Regions from separate parts of the Homo sapiens genome. Here region 2 is linked to region 1. The links are chromatin contacts, found by Hi-C or POLR2A ChIA-PET in ENCODE. All regions are on one chromosome and are shown on one strand. The core of a region is the stretch at or near the end of the contact, and the rest is flanking DNA. Distances in the headings are between cores, read along the strand shown. Region 1 overlaps ARHGAP28 (Rho GTPase activating protein 28). Region 2 overlaps ARHGAP28 (Rho GTPase activating protein 28).

Region 1 (6,917 bases), core at 3,137-5,636:
CTTCTCAAGTCAGGTGACTGATTGGCTGGAGATAGGAGCCAGGAAGATGGCACCGAGATGGCCAGAGGATACAAGCAACACCTTTGTACACACGGGCCCTCTGTGGGTGACTTCCCTAGGCAGGGCTGTGCCAGTGCTGTTTATGTAATACCACGTCTAGTCAGCACAGAGCAGCCCAAAGAGGCTGGTGTTACCACTGCCCTTTTACTGATGAGGCAACTGAGGGATAGAAGAGTGAGAAAACTTAGCCAAGACACACAGTCAGCAAGAGGTGGAGTGGGAAAAGGAGCAGTAGCAAAATCCAGAGTCCATGGTGACGCTGAGATTTTCTTTCCTTCATTGAGTTGAAACCAGCATTGTCTTTGTCCTGTATGTAAAGGACAGAGTTTAAAATATCAAAATCAAAGACGATTCAGCACATGAGTTTATAGTACTGTGTAGGTACAAAAATCTAGCGTAGAACTTAGCAAATAGAAAGTACTCAATAAATGCTAGTTAAACTAAATATGGATTTATATCATATTGGCAACATGTTAGCTGTTATTACTACTGGATGTTAAGTGTTCCTCGCTACGACACCTCAAGATAGTACTCTCCCACTCCTACAAGAGAGGCTTTTCTTACAGACATGTTTCTTCTTCCTAAATGTCTGTTTGCCTCCATACCTAGAAGAATTACCTTAGTTCCAGGTACCATCCACCATCATTTCTTGAAAGGAAAATAGCAGAGAAGCTGGATCCCCTTCTTACTGGGTGAACTTGGCCAAGTTATTATCCTTTCCAGAGAAGCACTGTGAGGTGCTTTATTACAGTGAATCGAACTGTTCTCCTTAGTCTCCTTAGCAGTAGAATAGGGTTATTGTGAGGATTAGATGAGTTAATGCAGGTAAAGGACTGAGAATAGGAACTTACACATAATCAATGCACAATAAATGGTAGTGTTTATTACTTTTTTAACACCTATCACCATCCTGAGAACTCACGAAAGCTATTAATCTTTACCCCGTCTAAACTCCTTGATCAGACATCTAGAATTCCTATAGTTTCTTAGTCAGAGTGATTGCAACCAATGACAGTAGATTTAGAATCTCTTGTTACTGATCAGTCTGCAGAAAGAGTTATAGTAATCAGATCTTAAAAATGGTTAAGAGGCATGTATAATTTTAGAGTGGTTAAGAGCACGAACTTGAGTCAGTGCCGTTACTTACGAGGTTGATCTTGGGAAAGTTGTATAACTGCTATAAATCTCTACTTTCTCATTTGCATGTCGGAGGATAACGTTGACGTCATAGGATGGTTATGAACATTTAACACAGCATTCAAGTGCCAGGCAAATATATATATGCTTGGTAACTTATTGATTCATGTCATCATTGTTACTGTTTCATATGTTTATGATCATATAGAGGTACTTATTCTGGTAATATATCATTGCTTTCTAGTTTTTTGAGAAAGTTGAGGAATCAGGTCTGGAATCTGAAGGAATTTTTCGACTTTCAGGATGTACTGCTAAAGTCAAGGTACCGAACATTTTGTCTCTTCCTAGGTAGAGTTCTAAGCTAGCTAGACCCAGTTCACACAAGCATCGGGGATCCAGATATTTGTTGTTGTTTATTAGATATTATCACTTGGTCCTTCCTAGTATTCCTTGGTACCTGTGGTAAAATGTTTGTTCCAGAGTTTTTTCATGATCCAGAATTTTAAAAATCAAAACGGAAACATTAAAAAACCAAAAACAACAATGAAATAGCACATCAATTCACCATCAAAAACTGCTGCTTGCCTTTAGTTTGGAAAAAATGAAATAGCACATCAATTCACCATCAAAAACTGCTGCTTGCCTTTAGTTTGTAAAAGTTGAAACGTCTCACTGCTGTTTTGGAGGTTAAACACCTTAGTTTGTTGTGCTCCTCTCAGCCGTGGAATTCACTAAGCCAATGTTATATGAGTCTTTATTTCCATCATTCGTTGGTTTAAACATTCTTTGGCTCTCCCTTTAGTGAAAGCTCTTACAGGAATTTGTAGCAATGGCTATAACCACTAGAATACTCACTCAGCAGTTCCAAAACCCAGTTCCACTTACAGTAATGTTAACATCCACATCTAAAACCAGCTGTTCAGTGTGAATCTTATTCTTTTGCTTTCTTACTTCCATGAGGTGGCAAACTCTACAGTACAATAAAGCAAAGAACTGTTAGAAAAGAAAAGCTTTTCTCATAAAAATCCAGCAAAACATCCCACTGTGTCTGCGGGTAGGCATACACCATGGAGAGCTCATTCCTGTGGTTGGATCACTCCCTGTCTTGCAGATGTGAAAACCTGAGCAGTTTTAAAAGCTGGATCCCTGAGCAAACAGTCTCAGGGGCAGGGGAAAACCAATGTGGTAATGTTTATCAAAAAGACATTTGTAGAGGCAAAACAGCATCTCTTCATTAATTCATTTTGGTACATGCTTTGGGAAATTCTATTTGTATCAGTATCAGAGTTTTTATATAGAAGTGTGACGAGAGGTTTTTCTAAGTGGAAACTGAGAATAGATAGGCTGCGTCTATTGGATCCTCCAGAAAGCAGATGCTGAGATGGGTGAGGAGCGGAGGAGAGTCACGGCGGTTCTGCTTCTGCAGGATGAAAGGGGCAGGAACCAGGATTGGCTGGGGTGAGGCTCTAACCACGGTGCAGGTCAGACAATTCCTAACCATGGAGGAGCCGTGTGCTGGGCAGAATGGGCAAGGCCCTGGTACCCATGCCTCACCCCGTCGTGGGCTGGGGCTTCCTGCAGAAAATATGGCTGAGCCACATCCAGAAGGGGCCCACAGCTGGGAGAGTCGGCTACCTGGGCTTTTGCACGTGAGGGCAAGGTCTTCCGTGAAGCGAGGTCGGAGCAGGGCACCAGGGCATCAGGGCTCCGGGCATGTTGAGGGGTTACGGCTTCCCTGAGAGTGGAGTTGGCTGAATGCTGGCACAAGTTCTTGTGGAAGGCAGGGAAATGCCCAACGGCTCCTTAAGGTTTATGCTTTCTAGGGTGCATCTGCTTTCTGTCTCCGTTTCTCGTGTGTTTCGTTCTTACATACTCTTCTAAAAAAATGTATCCTACAAGTAAGGATGAAAACCATTACTTATTTTGGTTAAATCTTTGGTTATATCTGCAGAGTCAGAGAACCAAAATGAAAGAAAGAAATTTCCTAAACAGAAACAGATTCCATCTCTTGAAACCTCTGTCCATAATTGGGAAACTGTATTTGCACATATTCTTACTGGTTCCTCTGTGTGTGTGTGTGTGTATGTGCATGTGTGTGTGTGTATGTATGTGCCTGTGTACACATGCATGCATGGGTGTATAACATGCATAATGCATATGATTTAAATGTCCTGTTTCTAAATCACCGAAAGGAGAAAACATTACAGAGCATTGTCCAACAATGATAGACTGGATTAAGAAAATGTGGCACATATACACCATGGAATACTATGCAGCCATAAAAAATGATGAGTTCATGTCCTTTGTAGGGACATGGATGAAATTGGAAATCATCATTCTCAGCAAACTATCGCAAGGACAAAAAACCAAACACCGCATGTTCTCACTCATAGATGGAAATTGAACAATGAGAACACATGGACACAGGAAGGGGAACATCACACTCTGGGGACTGTTGTGGGGTGGGGGGAGGGGGGAGGGATAGCATTGGGAGATATACCTAATGCTAGATGATGAGTTAGTGGGTGCAGCACACCAGCATGGCACATGTATACATATGTAACTAACCTGCACATTGTGCACATGTACCCTAAAACTTAAAGTATAATAAAAAAAAAATTACAGGGCATTTCTTATGTGCACAAAGTTTAACGTCATAGCAGCAGCTACCTTTCTTTGGCTAATCTTCCACTGAAAAATGCTTCTCAAAGGCTAATCGTTCCTTCAGAAAGTTATTATAGGCACATGCATTCCTGAACCACATACAGGTCAGTCTTTTTTCTCCCCTACCCAGTTTTATGTAGTTTCAGCCTAATTTATTCCATCACTTATTAGTGGAAAATGTAATCCAGATGTTTTCATGGTTTGAGCCCTAGGAAGGCCAATGTGAAAGAAATCTGGGCAAGTGAACAGAAACCGGGAAACACTGCCGTTAGAAAGACATTGAAACGTGATGCATTAAAGGGTTCTTTATTCCTCTCCTTTATTCAAACTTTTTATTTAAACTACCTCCTTTTTTGTAATTCATCCACTAAACTACTAAAAACTCCATTATAATTATCCTCGGATTGAACCAAGTCGATGATACCAGCCCTGTGGTCCGCTAGTGTATCATTACTGTGAACGGTCTGGCCTGGCTTTGTGCTTTAATTGCTTGGGGAGGCTGACAGGGGAGCAGCCCTGGGAGGAAGCTGCTGGTTTTAGCCAAACAGGGAACACGCAGCTGTGGAGCCAAGTCCCAGACTTGAGGCCTCAGCTCATTTGGAACCAATTTAATGCTTTGGTTGGTGTTTGCAATGATTTTCTTTTCAAAAATGACAGAAATTTGAGCCAAACACCGGGGAATATATTTTATGGAAAGAGGCAGACTGTTTGACATGCGAGATTTTCTTTTTTGACTAGTTTGAATCATTCCAAGGCTGTTCTAAATGTTTTATAATTACCTCACCTGGCTTATTTAGGCTGGTCATTTGCATTTGTATAAAACTACCTCCAAAATAGAGGCACATTGCATTTTTGCTGAAGGGAGATTTAATGACAAGACTTCTCATCCTTGCCTAGTCAGGGGTCAGAAAAACAGGGCTTCTGAACCTCTAAGTGCTCCCCATCTTTGGCAAGGTAAACTCATACCCGGCTGACATGGTTTCACATTGGGGCCACCACAGAAATGTCAGCTCTGTTCAGAACCAAAAAAAGACATTATTTCTCTCAGTGTTGCTTTATACTAGCCATCCAGACAGTATGACGCGGTATTATTCCCTAAACAGTCACGCCGCATACGCGTGGGATTCCCATAGTAATGACACTGCAGGTTAGAATAGACCTGAGAGTGGGGGAGGGGCGAGCAGCCAGTGCGGTGTTTATTGAGAGCTGTCAGCATGGCAGGCCCTGCCCTGTGAGCTCTACATGATATTATTTGTTTTGATCTTGGGAATGTCGTTTTAATATTCCATTGTACATTGAGAAGCTTGAAGCACAGACCATAACCTAGTCAGTTGCTGAGTTCGGATAAAAGCCTAAAGGATCTGGTTGTAGCACCTGCCCTTGACCCTGGTGCCCTGTTGCCCCTTAGGTGACTGGGAACTACTCACAGGTTAGGACGGCCACATTTGTGATTCAGATAGATTCCTTTGCAGAGGTATGTGGAAAATGAATTTGAATTCTTCTCCTCTCGCTGGTGCTTCCTGTGCACTTGGAAAACAATGTCCCCTTTGCTTTACTGCAGTGGTACCAGGCGACTGATGGGAAATGCTTACTCCTCCTCCTGTGTTTTTCCTGTTAACAACACTGCCACCTGCCCATTACAAATCAGATGGAAATCGTCTTGGAAAATCATCTCGGATGATTATTTCTCCCTTTGAGTCTCATATTCAATCCATCACTGATTCTTGAGAATTTTCCCTCCTGGGCATTTCTTCAATGCCTCCTCTCCTTTCTATCCTACAACTGTTTATCCAGATTAGTCCTTAGTTATCCCTCCCTGGAAGTGGTGCTGTGGCTTCATAACTGGGTTCTTTGCCTGTCACTCGCTTCCACCCACCCGACCTATGCCAAGCTCCACGCTCCCCCAAATCATTTTTCCATCTGGCTGTCAGAAAAGACAAATCTACCCTTGCCATTCCCGTGCTTAGAGATGTTCCAGGCTGCCTCATTGCCTACAGCGTGAAGGCTAGTCCCCTTAGCACTGGCGCTCGCTGCTCTCCAGCCTTGTTCCTTGCCCTAGATGCGCCAGCAAGGCTGAATGAACTGGAGTTCCCCAGACACACTGGATCTGCTGGCATTTGTATCACTGCTTGAGCAGGATCCCCTTCTATTTCCTATTCCCTGTAATCCTCAAGACTTGCCCCTAGCAGAGTTTGACTCCTCTCTTTCCTGGCTGCATAGCACCAATACATGACTTTTCTTATAGCATGTGCACTCTAAATGAGTCGTATCAGCTCATGAAATAGTCCCACCCACTAGATTACAGGACACCGAAAGGCAAAGAATGGATCTCATGCATCCTCTTTTCAGAGCCCACTCTATCTCTTTCATTTTAGGGAGAACTTTATATTTATGCTTAAGGTTTTGTAAAGTGTATTTATCACCAGAGGGTTTCTTGATTAGCCAAAGTATTCCTATAAGATTGAAAGCTTCTCCAGGGCAAGATGGAAATCTCCTTTTGATCTTATCAGTAGAGGTTAGAGGGTGCATCAGAATCATGCGTATCTCTGCAAGAAACTTGTGCTGCCAGGGACCTCCAGTTTTCAGGCTCTGGGAGCCAAGAGAGTGATTATGTCTGGCTGGTTAATGAGCTAATCCTTATTAGGAAAAGGTCAGATGTGCACACTGACTCTGGCTGTGCGTGCTCAAGGCCAGAAGAATTAGGCTTCTCATGAGAATAAAGCAGAGGTCTTAAAGAAACAGAGCTTTTAGAGTTCCCTTTCTAAGTATCTTTTCTGGAGCAGTTAGTGTCAGCTGGGAGACTGACTATAACTGCTGGCATTATAGGTAAACCTTGTAGTTCAAAGGAGCAGTGAAAAATGAGTTTGCCTTTGAAAAGAAACATGAAGCCTGAGTGGCATTGATAATCAGATGAATTCATAATGTAAAATTTGTTAGCCAAGTAGAACTTACGGAGGCTTAGAGGTTTTTTTAAAAGTATTTGCACAGTGTTCCAAACCTTACAAAGGATTGGGCAAGCATGCAAACATGTGGAAGGCATGTGTCTGTCTTGGAAT
Region 2 (6,917 bases), core at 1,414-3,913, 140 kb before region 1:
ACGCAGTCAAAGAAGTGAGGACTAAATTTCTCTGAAGGTTTCCTCGACAACTGTAGCCAGAAGGGTTCTGACCTACCGTAACAAGCTGCCATCTACCACCATAATGCTCATTTGGTAATCAGTCATGCCCTAATCATGCCCTGTGGTCCTGCGATGTTGATTCTTTAAAAATAAGTCCTAGCTTTAATCAGAGCTTACAAATGAGGCAAGCACTATACTAAAAGCTTGACATACATTACCCCAGTTATTCTTTAAAACTGTTTTGTGACACAGGAAGAAACTGAAGCACAGAGAAGTAACCCAAGATCACACAGCAAGGAGAGCCAAGATTCCAACCCGGTCTCCTCTAGAACTGGTGCTTTTAACCTGTTATTTAAATCTTGTAACATTATTAATATATTATGGATTTATTGTTTCTCTGCCTCAATTTGATTATTGAGAGCAGGGACAATACCGGTATAGTATTAGCAACCAGCAAGAGCAACTTCTGCATAGTAGAGGTTATAAATATTCAGTGTTGATTTAGTCTTACATTTTGCAAACATTTCTATTCTGTTTTAATGGAATAAGCATAGAAGTGGGTATGAATGGATATATGAAATTGATTTAAATATAATAATATATTTGAGAACTCTTGTTATCACTTGAAGGAAGTTCAATAATAGGATTTTTTTCATTTATATTCTTACCCTTCACATAGTCTGAAATATATTTCATATATATATTAAGAATATATATATAAACATATATTCTTACCCTTCACATGGTCTGAAATACTTATTTAAGACTATATTTAACAGTATTTAAAACTAGACAAAATGTTCTAGAGCAGACATTCAAATTGACTAAGCTTTCTCTCTCTCTCTCTCTCTCTCTCTCTTTCTTTCAGAAGGAGGGCAGGTTTTAATCCTTTAATCTTTAGGTTTATGTTCTTAGTAACTAGATCTTATAATTTTTCACTTTAGTTTTATTAATTGCTTTTTTAACAACTAAAATATATTTCTATAGTTAAAAACATTTTTTTGTTTCATTCCTTGCAGTATGATTTATACCATAAGAATTCTTTTTTTTTTTTTTTTGAGACGGAGTTTCACTCTCGTTGTCCAGGCTTGTGTGCAATGGTGCAATGTTGGCTCACCGCAACTTCCACCTCCCAGGTTCAAGCAATTCTCCTGCCTCAGCCTCCCAAGTAACTGGGATTATAGGCATGCGCCACCACACTCGGCTAATTTTGTATCTTTAGTGGAGACGGGGTTTCTCCATGTTGATCAGGCTGGTCTGGAACTCCTGACCTCAGGTGATCTACCTGCCTTGGCCTCCCAAAGTGCTGGGATTACAGGCATGAGCCACTGTGTCCGGCCTTACCGTAAGAATTCATAATGAACATTGAGAAACCACACTTCATGAGAATTAATGAATTCTTCCTCTATTCTCTCCCAATTTTCAGTCAAGTTTTCACCTTGTTTTGAGTTGAAAGCAACCAGGGGACCAAGTCAGGTCCTAGACTATGACATTGTAGAGATCAGTTCTGTTCTAAATCGTGCTCAAAAATTTAGGCTGTGGAAACTCAGACTCCTGAGCCATCCCTAGTCTCCTGTAAGCCTGAGTACAGCCCTTGTCCCTCAGTGACCTTGGAGCCATGGATGATGCCAACCTCAGATGAGCCTCAGACATTTCCATTTAGAAAACGAATCCTAGGCCCATCTTAGTCTGGACCTGAATCCTCTGCAGAGGTCAGAATCATAATGGCCCTCAGGCTCTGGGCCCTTGTGTTAATTTTTCAAGCTATTCATTTTAATAAACTTTAGTTCTTAGGACACCAGAACTATAGAGATAGGACAATCATTTTCATTATATGATAAATGGTAGTCTGGACTTTTCTGCTAACTGCCATGTTTTAGGAGTGTCTTCTCATTATTTTTAACCAGCTAAGGAGCTCAGAGTATGTTGCTAATGAGAACAAAGTTTCATGAAGACCAGTCATGAGTAAGGATAGCCAGGAACAATGTCTGTGCTACAACTGGAAAGCAAAGTATGGAAAAGTGTCTTGCCTAGAGCCTTACAGGGAATTACCAACCTGTCGATCCTGGTTTGATCACCTGCTTCCCATTACCACAGCGTTCACTCAGGCCCACAATGTGGGCTACTGGGTTCGGGGAAGCAGGAAGGCCAACAGCAAGGAAAACATGGAAGAGGGGAGAACTGGCTCCCTGACTGGGTATGGAGCTAGAGAAAAGGTGGTGTCGATTATGAGAATGGCATTTCCTTAGCTTCCTTTCAAACACTATTACAACCACCCTTGCACATTATCTTAGTGAGTGTAAGTTGGAGTCTTGAAAACATATTTGCTGTGACTTTTCATTAGCATCTTAAAAAAAAATTACTGACCTCAACAGAGTAAGCAATTAATGAGGGAAAGAGCTGACTGTAAGTTTCCACAGATTCTGTTTTGAAAAACAGAGGATGCCTGGCCCTGTGATTTTTAACATACCACAACTTAACTCCTCTCCCTCCTCATTTATAAGGCTCTGTGATTACAAGGTCGACTTGGCAACTGTTTTCATAAAATCTGAATTGTGCTGAGTTGCAGAAAGCTGCAGGCTAGAGGACTCCCACCTCTTCCAGCTTCTGGAGGCATGGAATTGGAAAAAGCAGGCCAGGCTCTGCATGTCTAAAGCTGTGTCATCCTTCATGAGGCAATGATCCCACACCAGCTAAAATAACATGAGTCATTGCTTATAAGAAGCCCAAGTGAAGCTGATTTCGATTATACCAATCCTAAACAAACATGATACTCCTCTTATCCAGATGATAAAAAAAGTTCTCATTGTGGGAGTTAAGAAAAAAAATAGCACCAATTCTCTTTAGAGTTCAAGGAAGTGCTTTGCCATTTAGCGGACTTTTGAAGTTTATCTTAAACAGGAATTCATCATTTAGCCAAATCTTACTCTAGGTTATTCTTGCTTTTGTCTCTTTTACTCCCCTACCCCCAACCCTGCCCACATCCAGTTTGGCTCATTAGTATTTTACTCTGGTTTGAAAGCTATTGAATCAAAATCCATAAAATCAAAACTGTAATCTTGTAGCTCTTTGCTTTTATTCTTTTCCAGGATCCCCCAATCGCTTTATTCCTCTAGAGTATAAAAGATGGTTTTAAAGTAGACCACAAAGAGCTGGAGAAATGGTTTAGAAGGGTAATGAAGTAGCTTAAGTAAAGCTGATGAAGTCCTCAGCTGGAATTGTGGGAATATGGATGGAAGGGACCGAAGGATTCCATGGGGAAAACAAGCAAATAAGTTGGTATAATTTGGTGATTAAATGCATGCTGAGAACTAGGAACACATGACTTGGTTTTCTTTTTTTCTTTTTTCTTTTTCTTTTTTTTTTTTTTGACAGAGTTTTTTGCTTTTGTTGCCCAGGCTGGAGTTCAGTGGTGTGATCTTGGCTCACTGCAACCTCAACTTCCTGGGTTCAAGCAATTCTCCTACCTCAGCCTCCTGAATAACTGGGATTGCAGGCACCCACCACCATGCCCGGCTAACTTTTTTTGTATTTTTAGTAGAGATGGGGTTTCATCATGTTGGCCAGGCTGGCCTCGAACTGCTGACCTCAGGTGATCCACCCACCTCGGCTTTCCAGCATGCAGGGATTACAGCCGTGAGCCATCGTGCCCGGCCATGACTTGGTTTTCTGTCTGGGAGTGTTAGGTATTGAATTTGGGAATTGTGGTGGATGAGCAGATTGTGGATGGGGAGACAATGAGTTTGACATGTGAAATTTCAACCTTTAGGTTCTTGTGGGATAATTAAGTGTATATGCTCAGCAGACAGGTGGCTATACAAGTTGGAAGCCTAGGAGGGAGATCAAGGCTGAAAGTTCTAAGCTATTTATTCATGGGAGACTTCAGCATTTGGGGGATGGTTAAAACTGGGCTTGGATGAGATCTGGCAGGAGACAGTAAAGTCTCTATAGAGACAGCAGTGGAACAAGGATGGAAACTTGAGTAATGCCAGCTAGGGAAGGACAGGGCTTGGGAGCCTGTGACGGAGACCAACAGGATGAGAGCATTCCAGAAGCAAAGGCAGCAGGCTCAGAATGATCAGACAGCCACATCAAAAGTAGCTAAATGAACAATATGGTAAAGAAAATCATCCACCAGATTAAGTAGTGTGGATATCAGTGATGGTCTTTGCTATTGTGGGTTTAATAGAGTTGTAGAGGTGGGAGCCACTTTGCTGCAGGTTGAAGAGTGATGATGAGATAAGAAAATACAGGCAGAAAGTAGATATGATTCCTTCTAAAAGCTTAGCTAGTGAGAAGGAAGAGAGAGAAGAGGGAGACCGACGAGGGGAGCATTAAAAAATGTACCCAAAAGAACTAAAATTCTGATCAAAGTCGAGAAAGAAATCTAGCATTTTTAAAATGCAGAACTTAAAAACCCATTTCTTTTCTTACTTAAAATCCTTTGATAATACGTTTTTGCTTATAGGATAAAGCTTTATTCTTAGCCTCAAAATAATATGGAAGCATTTCTAGAACAAGAATATTGTCTATTTTCTTCATTACTGGATCCTTAACTACCTTCCCCTCTCCCTCATCAGACGGCCTGGCACTTAGAAGAGTCTTAACAAATGGTTAACTGTGGAGGCTGAAATGTGGAAATGTGATTTCTCCTTTGTTGGAAACTACCAGGGAAGTCTTCCAAAATCTGAGCATCCCTTCCTTTACAAAGTCTTCCCTGAGAGAGAAAATACACTAAATTAACCTTTATTCATAGGATAGTATATACTATTGATAACATGCATAGAAATAAGAATAATAAAAAATCAAACTGGCAACAATTGTAAATAATCATAGCTTCATACATAAAACTGAGTGCAGCATGGATAGATAATTAATAGAAAGTAAATATATCCCCCAGTGTTTTAAAAGATTAAATTTTACTTGAGTCATTTCACTCATTAAAACAAGAAGAATTTAAGCTCTGACTCTTGAAATAAAAAGTGAAATTGAACAAATGTTTATTGAACCTCTCTATGCCATATGTGATATTGGATGCTGGGGCTACAAAAATGGTTAATAGCTGGTCCTTAAGTGAGAAATGTATTCATGATTAATTTCAGCTGCATCCAGAGTTCCACTCCTTGAGGACAGAAACTGTCTCTTATCTCTGTATCCTTAGCATTTTAGCCTACTGGCCCAGAATTGACACTCAGTATGTGAATGGTTCAATGAATGAATGATTGAAAAAAAAAGCATAAGATACTCTGGGAAAGCAGAGAAGATGTAACTAACGTTTAGGGCTCGGGTTGGTGAGAGAAGGGTTAACAAAAACTTCTTGGAGGAGTCGATAGCTCAATTAAATCTAAAGAGTGAGCATGAGTTAGTAGGGGGGATTTTAAGAGTTGGAAGAGTGTTTTTGGCCAAAGAACCAGCGTAAGGAAGAGGCGTTGCAGCATGTAACCACAGATGCTGGTATTGCTGATACCCTGAAATATGAGATGAGGGTGGGAGAGTAGAGACCATTTAATGTGCACTTTGAGTAAAATGATTAGGGTCAGACTGTACTCAGTGACATACCCAATTTCTTCATCTGGATTATGAGGGGCTCCATTAGTTGACCTCAAGGGTCTTTTCTCATGCTTAGATTCTATTTTTCCCTATTATTAAGTTGGAAGTGAGGGTAATGAGATAATCCTAGATTTTTAACTAAAACACATTTTTAGACCTGTGCTAATTTTATGATAACACCTTTCTCCCCTCTCATTGAACTGTACTTATTTAATTGATCTCTCAGGTACTTTTGCTGTCTGTACAGTAGCATGAAATTGTTACCTAATTTTAGTTCATTCAATTACTCAAAGTGGAGCTTGGTTTATTTCAACTAAGCTACCTAAGTCCAGATAATATATTAGTAAGATGCTTGTGTTTAAGGTTTTCTTTGAAAAATGTAGCCTGTCCAATAAGCTGAACTGATTTTTGTTTTTCAGATGATTGTGAATTGGCAACTTAATTAATAGGAATTTTAGGTAGTGTTTAAGAATGCTATGGCACTTTATTTTATTTATGTTTTTCAAAGTTAAAGAGAGTATTCACGAAAAACTTCTTTTTTGAAAGATAAATTTTATTAATATTTTATGTGCTAGATTTAATAATTTCATTTATACTTAATTTAATTATATTTAATTTAACTATGTTTATATTTCATTTAATTAAAATACTTTATACTCTTTTTGGCACAAAATTAGAAAAATTTAATAGAATTTAAATTAAAGTGGAGAGTTCCAAGAAACATGGGAGCATATTGTTGAATATTTTCCTTGTGTTTTTAATAATTCAATAAAACACACACACATACATTTTAAGAGGAAAAATCTATTTCACTTTTTTTCCTCATTTTCTGCTTTTGAGTGTCCTCTGACATGCTAGGCCCTAAAACTGATATCTGATGACATATTGCAAGAATGTGCCTGGGAAGAAAATGGGCTTAGAGGCTTGACAGGAATTTCCTTCCACCAAGGAACATTTCTTCACCTTTTTTTCTCTCTTCTTCACCTTTCTATCTTCACTTCATCTTCTTATCCATTACCATGGAGGGAAAATTATATAATGGTCATGAATCTAAAGACCTCCAGGATTTCTGAAGCCATACCCACAAACAAATAAAAATAAATGCTTTATTTAGTGATGTCAGTTTAAAAATCGAGGTATACTTCCTCTACAGTAAAGTGCACTGTTAAATATTCAGTTCCATGATTTTTGACCCATGTAACTACCATCCAAAACAAGATATATAACATCTCCCTCGCCCCAGACATTTTCTTCATGCACTTTGTTCCTTCAATTACTCCTTCCAGGCAACCCGTTTCTGACTTCTGTCACCACAGATTAGCATTGCCTGTTCGTGGAAGCCATCA

The links. Hi-C counts contacts between places; a loop is a spot of excess contacts on that map. ChIA-PET counts read pairs that join two places held with the same protein, here RNA polymerase II (POLR2A). Pooled maps may share reads with other maps.
Region 2: a map of vagina shows a loop between it and region 1 (7-fold over the local background). The contact joins two enhancer-like sites. A Hi-C loop is called at or near these places in 14 of 168 maps with a recorded cell type or tissue (MCF 10A, PC-3, adrenal gland and 11 more) and 7 of 50 pooled maps. POLR2A ChIA-PET finds 5 or more read pairs at or near these places in 3 of 52 experiments (BJ, OCI-LY7 and PC-3).

Annotation. Positions count from the first base shown.
Region 1 is chr18:6,874,690-6,881,606 of GRCh38, forward strand. ARHGAP28 (Rho GTPase activating protein 28) reads left to right here. Exons shown (of 18, transcript NM_001366230.1): 10 at 1,442-1,519. Among named protein-coding and RNA genes, the nearest start is that of LINC00668, 52 kb to the right of the region's middle. Within about 2 kb of position 4,387, at least 2 of the 41 ENCODE cell types and tissues checked have a DNase peak (open chromatin) inside an H3K27ac peak, as active enhancers do.
Region 2 is chr18:6,738,793-6,745,709 of GRCh38, forward strand. All of the region lies in intron 1 of ARHGAP28 (Rho GTPase activating protein 28), which reads left to right. Among named protein-coding and RNA genes, the nearest start is that of ARHGAP28-AS1, 12 kb to the left of the region's middle. RefSeq lists enhancers at 1,659-2,159, 2,160-2,660. Within about 2 kb of position 2,664, at least 6 of the 41 ENCODE cell types and tissues checked have a DNase peak (open chromatin) inside an H3K27ac peak, as active enhancers do.